Regions from separate parts of the Homo sapiens genome. Here region 2 is linked to region 1. A link is a contact called in ENCODE Hi-C or POLR2A ChIA-PET data. All regions are on one chromosome and are shown on one strand. Each heading gives the region's core, a stretch centred on a gene start or an enhancer-like site at or near the end of the contact. The rest is flanking DNA. Distances are from core to core; before and after follow the strand shown. Region 1 holds the start of COL16A1 (collagen type XVI alpha 1 chain). Region 2 overlaps PTP4A2 (protein tyrosine phosphatase 4A2).

Region 1 (3,950 bases), core at 1,249-3,748:
CCAGGCAAGTTGCCCGGTCAACTTCCCCTGGCTTTGGGCCCTGGAAAGCTGCACCCTCTGTCTCATCCAGAGTCTGGGCCTCGGGGTGGGCCTTTTATTAGAGATTCAGGGCCAGCCGTGGAGGAGGAGAAGCACGTGAGCTAGAGGGATGGAGTCTCCACCATGAAAAGGATCAGCAGGACTTGGGGTTCTCTGGGGAGGCGGCGTCCTTCTGCAGGGAGAGCTCACTGCCTGTTCCTCCCCACCCCACTGGTCCTACCAGCAATGTGTCCACAGGATTGGCTTACGTATTGGGGTGGGAGGTTGTTCTCTTACACACAGAGACACAGGAATACATACGAATGCACAAAGCCAGTCTGAGAGACAAACACAGAGATGCTCAGAGACATAAACGTACGAAGACACAGGCACACACACTCTCCAGCTCACTGCACACAGGCTCAAGGGTGCCAACACCTCAGATCACCCTGAGCCCAGCCCCTAGACTCTGCTATAACTGCCCACACGACCACACATACATGGTCACATATGTGCAAGGACCCCAGCACCCCAGGATACCAGTTGCAGGCCTGTGATACTGTGACTCTCCTGTGTCATCTCACCTGTATTTGCCCCATGGCCGAAGGTAGCCCAAAGACCGAGCAGCCACAGGCCAGGAGCCCAGGATACCCACATCCCGGTCCAAAGAGGTCAGCTACAGCCACAGCACCTGAAAACCACAGAGACCGGGAAGGCGGATTTCTGAGTTCACACAGCACAACTCCACACGTGGGCAAGTCGTGGACAGCCTGTGGGGCCCAGGCACTGGTATTGGGGTGGCAGGAGGTCTGGCCAGGCATCAGTCTCTCTCAGAGGCCCAACCACAGCCCTTGGGCTAGGATTTGAGCAGAGGCGATATTCAAAATATTTAACCACCGGTATGGCACGGATACCAGCTTTCAGGCAAAGCAGAAAGCTGCCTACTGCACTGAAATAGTGTCCAGGCAGCATCTGGCTGTGCCAGTGGATACTTGCTGGATTGGGAGAGGTCTAGAAGGTCTTAGAAGGCCAGAGAAGTTGGAATAGTGATGAGGGCTTAAAGAAGAGGCTATTCTTCAAGACACGTGGAAGTATTTCAAGTCTAGCATCTTGTGCACTGTCCTGGTATATATACCAGCCTGATACCTTACTAGCGCACCCAGCTCAGCCCAGGAAGCCCTCCCAGGCACCCACAGGGTCAGGGGCTGGTGACTGGGCTGAGATTGTGGGCCACAGCCTTCCATAGGGCTGTGTGGGGGCCAAGGAAGCTTTCCCCATAGGTATAGTGGGCAGGAGAGCAGGTCTCTAGGGCTCAGGACCTCATTGCCAGCCACCCCCGCCCCCAGCTGATGGATGCTTGTCTTTTAGTTTTATTAAACCCTGATGGATGGGCCCAGATAAATCGATGCAGGCTCAGCAAGTGGCCAGCAGAGCCATACATCGTCTGGCCTCCCCCAGGACAGGCAGCTCACGTGCACAAACACAGAGCCATGCATGTGTCAGCACAGCACATGCAGATGCGCAGGTACATGTACATAAGGACACATATGTGGTACCAGTGTGCATACAAAGCTATCTGCACACAGGCATGCTCACGGAAACATATGCTCGCTGATATACCCAGACACACCAGCTTGCATATACCCACATGCGCACAGCCAGCCTATGACCACTCCTCCTGTAGGTCTTCCTGTTGGGAAGTTCTAATGCAAGTCTGACTGCATTCCTTCCAACTCTAATGAAATCCAATTTTCCTTCCCTCAATCATGGATAGGAAATGAAAACAGAAAGGACCCCTTACCCCAATATATTTGGAGATAGGACTCCAGCCCCCTTCTCCCTGGGACAGAACTGTGCCCCCAGCCTGCCTATTCATCCCCCATCCTAGTGATATACACATCCCAGCTCTCAAACCCTATCCTGGTCTTCCTCCTGCCAGCCAATAGAAGGGCTGCCAGCTGTGGCGCCATGTGGGTGCATGTGGAGGCGTGAGGATGGATGTGATCCTGTCCCCTTCCGGCTCCTAGTCTCTGGTCGCCACTCCTCAGGCTCCAGCCAGAGTGCAGGGCTGCAAGGACAGAGCCAGAGAAGCTTCCAAGGAGACGGCTCACCCCAACACAGAGGCATAGATTTGGGCGCAGGGAGTCAGAACCAGGATGGAGTTTAGAGCTCATCTCGCTCTAGAGAAGACGACCAAGGCCCAGAGAGGGAATGCCACTTTCCTCAGGTCACACAGCAAGTCTGGCAGAAAGGGCCTCTCAGCCCAGAGCCCTGAGGCCGCCCACTGTATCCCTACTTACCGGTGGCCGGGGATCCCCCCACCTCACTGAGCAGTCCAGGCAGCAGGCGGAGGAAGCAGAGCCCAGGTTCCTCAGGTCCGCTAGGGGTTCTCTATCTCTCCGTGACGGTCACGGGTCCCCAGCTTCCTGGCGCTCGAGCTCTCCCGGCTGTCTGCTGCCCGGCGCACGCCTGCCGGGGACTGCCGGCCACTCCGGGTGGGGGAAGAGAGGCGGTTCCAGGGGGCTGGGGGCCTGCCAGGGACACTAATGGAACACAGCTGGACCGGCCCGCCAGGGAGGAGGAGGAGGAGGGCCTAGAGGGGGCTCCAGCGGCACCAGAGGCGGCTAGACTGCGGGGTGCACAGCCCCGCCCCGGGTCTGGCCGAGCTCCCAGGCCCGCCCCTCCTGCCTCACCGCCAGGTGAGCGATCCTCGAGCTAGGCGGGACCCTACGTGCCCAGAGCTGCCCTGGAAGGGGGCTCCTGCGGGCCCTTTAAGAGTCAGGCCTGGAGTTTGAAGAGCTCCCCCTTTCCATGTCCCTGGCTGGGCCCCCAGAAGGCTGCGGGGTGGGGGGGCGGGGAGGGGACAGGGGTGGAGGGAGCAGGGTAGAGACCCTCCTCCCAAGTGCGTGGCACCCATGATGTGGCTGCCGCCCAAGCCTCGGTGGTCAGCTTTTTCCAATTCCTCTGCCTAACATTCCCAGTCAGTCTGTCCCTAGGTCTGTCTGTACTGGGAGGAGGAGGGTGGGAACCCCCTCCCTCCTCCGTGCTAAATTAACCCCCTCTGCTCTGGCCTGACTCCCAGAGAAGTGAGACTGAGGGAGTCCCCTTATTCCTCCTTACTCCATGAGGTTGGAAGGGCTCAAATCCCTGGCCCCTGCTCTGGCTTTGCGGTTCCAAATGTGCTGTGTAACCATACTCCGTTTTCTCATCTGGAAGATGGGATCGTGAGAGTATATGCCTCATAGACCTTTGCTGTAAGCAGGAAATGGGCCAAAGGCTGTAAGCGCTTAGCACACGGTCTGGCACATGAGAGGAGCTCAGTAAATATTTGCTGCTATTATCGTTATTACTGTGATCCCTGGCAGGGGACGGGACTGGATTTCAAGCCTTTACACCAGCACTGGGGAGGGACCTGCTTTATATTCACGGTCCAAGGACGCAAGAGGAATTGAGCTGGGCTGAAAGATTGGAGCTCTGAGGAGGAAGGAGCCGGTAATGTTCCGAGTTCTGCCCAGAGGCAGGGCCGTTGACCAAGGTGGAATCCCCACCAAGGGTCTCCTCCCGCTGTAGACCGAAAGCAAATTTATTGGCACCAAGGCTGAGGATCCACAAAGTAGGTTCAAGAGGCCATGAGATGCTGGGCTGAAGAGGGAGAAACTGAGCGTCCCCAGTTGAGGGGGGCTCTGGGGGCTCTGTGGAAGCAACGCGCCTAGCCCTGTGGCCTCGGCTAACCCGGGGTAGGGGGAGGTTGTAGGGGCAGGCCTGGGATTTCCCGCCTCCAGACCCAGAGGCGCTGAGTCAGCGGAAACCCCAACCACGCCACAGAGGCGCCCCACTGTGGTCCCAGTGAGGAGCTGGCCCCAGATGTGGCTGTGGCAGTGGTGGGGCCTGGGAAGTGCTGAGCTCAGCAGGCGGGAAGCGGAGGGGGTGGG
Region 2 (4,154 bases), core at 936-3,435, 210 kb after region 1:
CCTTCTTTTTCTGAAAATACAAGAATGGCAAACTTTATCATGTAAAAAAAGAGCTGTCTGATTCACTGAAATGCATTATTTACATCCTAAAGCCTTTCTAATTCCACACAGCTGAAAACCAGCATATTTCCCATACTACAACAATTCTTAAAGAGCTAAGTTGCAACATGAACTTTCTAAGCCCTCCTAGAAGGAATAGAAAAATTTTTCTTGCTGACTGTCATTATAGTCTATTAACCATTTAATAAAGATCAGAATAGTTTCTACTTTCGTTTTCTTTTTTTAAAGGAAGGGTTGAAAGGGAAAGGGCAAGACAAAAATTGTCAAAGAATTCTGGATAACAAAATAGCATGATTCGTTATTCCAGATCAATGTCAAGATCCTGTCTGTGCACTACCATCCTGATTTTGTCCCTGAATAGATCACTTAAGAGTCCCAGGTGAGGCCAGGCGTGGTGGCTCACGCCTGTAATCCCAGCACTTTGGGAGGCCGAGGTGGGCGGATCACGAGATCAGGAGATTGAGATCATCCTGGCCAACATGGTGAAACCCCGTCTACTAAAAATACAAAAATTAGCTGGGCGTGGTGGTGCGTGCCTGTAGTCCCAGCTACTTGAGAGGCTGAGGCAGTAGAATCGCTTGAACCCAGGAGGCAGAGGTTGCAGTGAGCCGAGATTGAGCCACTGCACTCCAGCTTGAGCAACAGAGCGAGACTCCATCTCAAAAAAAAAAAAAAGAGTCTCAGGTGATTAACTGCTCCTCTACACATTCTTCTTGCCTCCTCCTAACAGAGAATTATATTTGGAAGGTATTTGGAATCTATTAAAAGGGGCATTTTTGAGATTCCTAGATACTCAAAACAATATACTGGACACAGTCTATAATGTCCAAATTAGAAAACTTTTGAATCTGGAAACCAGCTGTACTGAGTCTCTATCACTTGCTCTAAATTTTTTACATCTTCAAATAATACTTCAAGCCAAAAAAAGCAAATTATCCCATACTATAAATGAATATCCCTTCCATAATTCCTTCCTCATGCATGATCTTGCTTTCTGTGTTTCTGAACACAAAAACTTCATACTCACTGTCTTATAAACTGAACTGCATCTTCGTACTTCATTCCACATTCAATCAAAGCAAGTGCAACCAGCACAGGTGCCCTGCAGAAAGAAACCTGTATGTAAGTATCCATAAGTCTTGGAGTGAAAGGATTTTTAAAAACCTGTAACTGCATATTACCAATGCAACGCATGAGCTTTCTTTTTCCTGTATACTAAAGTAGCTGGTATCTGCCTAATACAGTAAATATATCTCATCATCATTAATTCTATGATTTTTTTTTTTGGCGGGGCAGGGGACAGGGTCTCGCTCTATCACCCAGGCCAGAGTGCAGTGGCACAATCACGGCTCACCGCAGCCTCAACCTCCCAAAGCTCAGGTGATCCTCCTGCCTCAGTTCCTCAAATAGCTCGGACTATAGGTGCCCGCCACCATGCCCAGCTAATTTTTGATTTTTAATAGTTAGTAGAGACGGGGTTTCTCCGTGTTACCCAGTCTGCTCTTGAACTCCTAGGCTCAAGCAATCTGCCTGCCTCCGCCTCCCAAAGTGCTGGGATTACAGGCGTGAACCATAGCGCCCAGCCTGATTATCTACTTTTAGTAAAGCACTAAATTCTAAACCTTAAGAAATCTTTACTCTTTAAAACATCACATTATATATTAAATTCTCTCATCACTAGATATGATCAAAAATCCTTCATTGGCCTTTAGCCATTATCACAGTAAAATAAATGACCAAACATATTACTTATCTCCAATGTGTCAGAATTTTCATTACCAATTGATTTTAATATTTCCTTATCAAATGCTAAAAAGGTGCTAGACGTTTTCAAGAAAATCCTTTTGATGAGCTAGGAAAATGCCCAAGAATTGATGACTAGAAGAAGTTCTATCTTTTTAAAAAAATTTAACAAAGGAAATGATGTTTTTATAAAGCCCATTACAGGGCACCAATTTTGGGCTACCTAAAACTAGGATAGCTACTAGTTATAAAACTGCCAACTCACGTTACAACATTATCTTCAACCTTCAGGATAAGGACTAAAACTTCTAACCTTATGAACAAACAGTACCACACTACAAAAAAGGAAATAGCAAACAAAAGGGCAGAGCAGAACTAACAGCTTGAGTAATCACCACCTTGAGGCAATGGCAGCCTACACTAATGTTTTGAGTCAAAGTGTGCATCCTAAATTGGCATTTAATCTGCTGCTGATGACAGCGTTGCAACACCATTCTAAGCAATGCTCAGGGGAAAAGGTTTTAAGATCAAAGTCAATTCTTGTCCATACATCTTCTTTCAAGAGTTTAAAGTTCAGATATCTGCTATCTATTAACTTCCCATTCATCTCAGTCCAAAATTAACCATGTATAGATTCATCAAACTCTAAAATTATTTTAATTTTGTTGCCAATTTCAGTGACCTGAACTTTTGATTACTTGAAATAGGGAGAAAAATAAAACACCCACAATCCAGGCTGGCATCAGAATCAGACAACCAGATGAAATGAACAGGCTCTTTTGAGAAATCATTACACTAGTTTTTCCTCTCATTTCCTTTCCTTTCAGGTAATTTAATGTTATTTAGTATAATATATGCAAATGTCTACCAAAGTGAAACTTTCAACTAACTTAGGCATGGTAATGAATTCAGACAAAAAGGGTAATAAAGGTAAGAGTTTACCTTCCCAATCCTGCAACACAATGCACTGCAACACAGCAACCTGGCTCTTCACGAAATTTGGTTTTTAACAGGTTTAACCAATCATCTACTATCTGATTAGGGGGTGGAGCTCCATCATCAAATGGCCAATCCTGAAAAGAAATGACCTTTTACATTAAATTGATATTTTCTCCATGATTAACATCCTAATACAGAATACCTGCACACAGTACACACGGCAGGCCTAACTGAACTAACTGCACTATATATACCTATTGTTAACACAATTCTGATCATTGCTGTAAAATGATCCAGGATTGAAATTAAAGTTTGCCAAATAAATTACCCTTCTCAATGCAGTGTCGCACACATCTGAATTTACAAAAACTTACAGAAATCTCTATCAGAGTCATAAGAGCTAGTGTTCTCCCAAAAATGATATCTGAATAGAGTAGTAATTAGACATAATAGACAAAACTGTAATTAAAGCCAAGACAAAGTAACAGAGGACACAGCACATGTCAACATGATTTAAAAGTCCACTCTGGCAAAGCATACCAACTGGTGTCTCATTGGTCTCTACAGATAATTGAAGATTATAATTCAAGATAACTAAGTTATGACATCTTTAGAGAAAGGTTATCTGATAAGAAATCTCCAATAGTTAGTAAATCATAACAGAAACAAACTACCATCTTTGTGCTTATTAAAAGGCAAGCAGTGAGTATTTTTAAAGTGCTTACTAAATTATATATGTCCCCATTTAACAAGGACAGGGCTGCATGACAGGGTCCTGGGCAAATGGAGACCATTTTGTCAAGTATCCCTTTCTCTTTCTGTATTCACCTATTTGGGCTATCTTTCAATTAAGACTAATCCCACGAGCATTCACAGTATAGGCAGGGGTTTATCTTCCTCACTACTTAGCAAGAGGTCCTAAGAAACCAACACAAATGGGGAGTGGAGGAGGGGGACTGGGGGCTGACATTTTACAAGCCTTCCCTCCTGCCATCTAAGCTTCAAAGATAGAAATGCAAAAACACTGTTAGGAATTTTTTTAAAAACATAAGGCTATTCTAATGAGATTGGATAAGGACACTTTAAGATATTAGGGGAGGAAAAAGAGAAAAGTGACAGAGCATTAAATTGATTCTGCATTCATTATTGGCACCACTAGAACACTTCATGTAGCCCATTAGCCAAAACAGTACATGATTGAGTTGACAACTACGCCCCATAATTAAAGGACTGTGTTATTATAAATGTCACTAGAGAGTTTAACTGTAAATAGCAATAAAACCAGTACCTTAGTCAAGAGCTTACTTCCTCTAATACTCCCTAAAATGCACCTAGTTAAGAAACAATATAAAACATGCTTCACTTACTCATATAAGTAGTGTCTATTTTTAAAAAAATCATTAATCATTTAG

Evidence for each region. A loop is a pair of places that touch in the nucleus more often than their neighbours do. ChIA-PET counts read pairs that join two places held with the same protein, here RNA polymerase II (POLR2A). Pooled maps may share reads with other maps.
Region 2: a pooled map shows a loop between it and region 1 (2.0-fold over the local background). The contact joins the enhancer-like site here to the promoter of COL16A1 in region 1. A Hi-C loop is called at or near these places in 2 of 50 pooled maps. POLR2A ChIA-PET finds 5 or more read pairs at or near these places in 4 of 52 experiments (A673, H1, PC-9 and 1 more).

Annotation. Positions count from the first base shown.
Region 1 is chr1:31,701,519-31,705,468 of GRCh38, forward strand. COL16A1 (collagen type XVI alpha 1 chain) reads right to left here and starts at 2,499. Exons shown (of 71, transcript NM_001856.4): 1 at 2,319-2,499; 2 at 603-709. The coding sequence starts at 675. RefSeq lists an enhancer at 1-610 and a silencer at 3,920-3,950.
Region 2 is chr1:31,908,951-31,913,104 of GRCh38, forward strand. It overlaps PTP4A2 (protein tyrosine phosphatase 4A2), which reads right to left. Exons shown (of 6, transcript NM_080391.4): 4 at 2,746-2,876; 5 at 1,088-1,162; 6 at 1-10. Among named protein-coding and RNA genes, the nearest start is that of PTP4A2, 27 kb to the right of the region's middle. Within about 2 kb of position 2,186, at least 2 of the 41 ENCODE cell types and tissues checked have a DNase peak (open chromatin) inside an H3K27ac peak, as active enhancers do.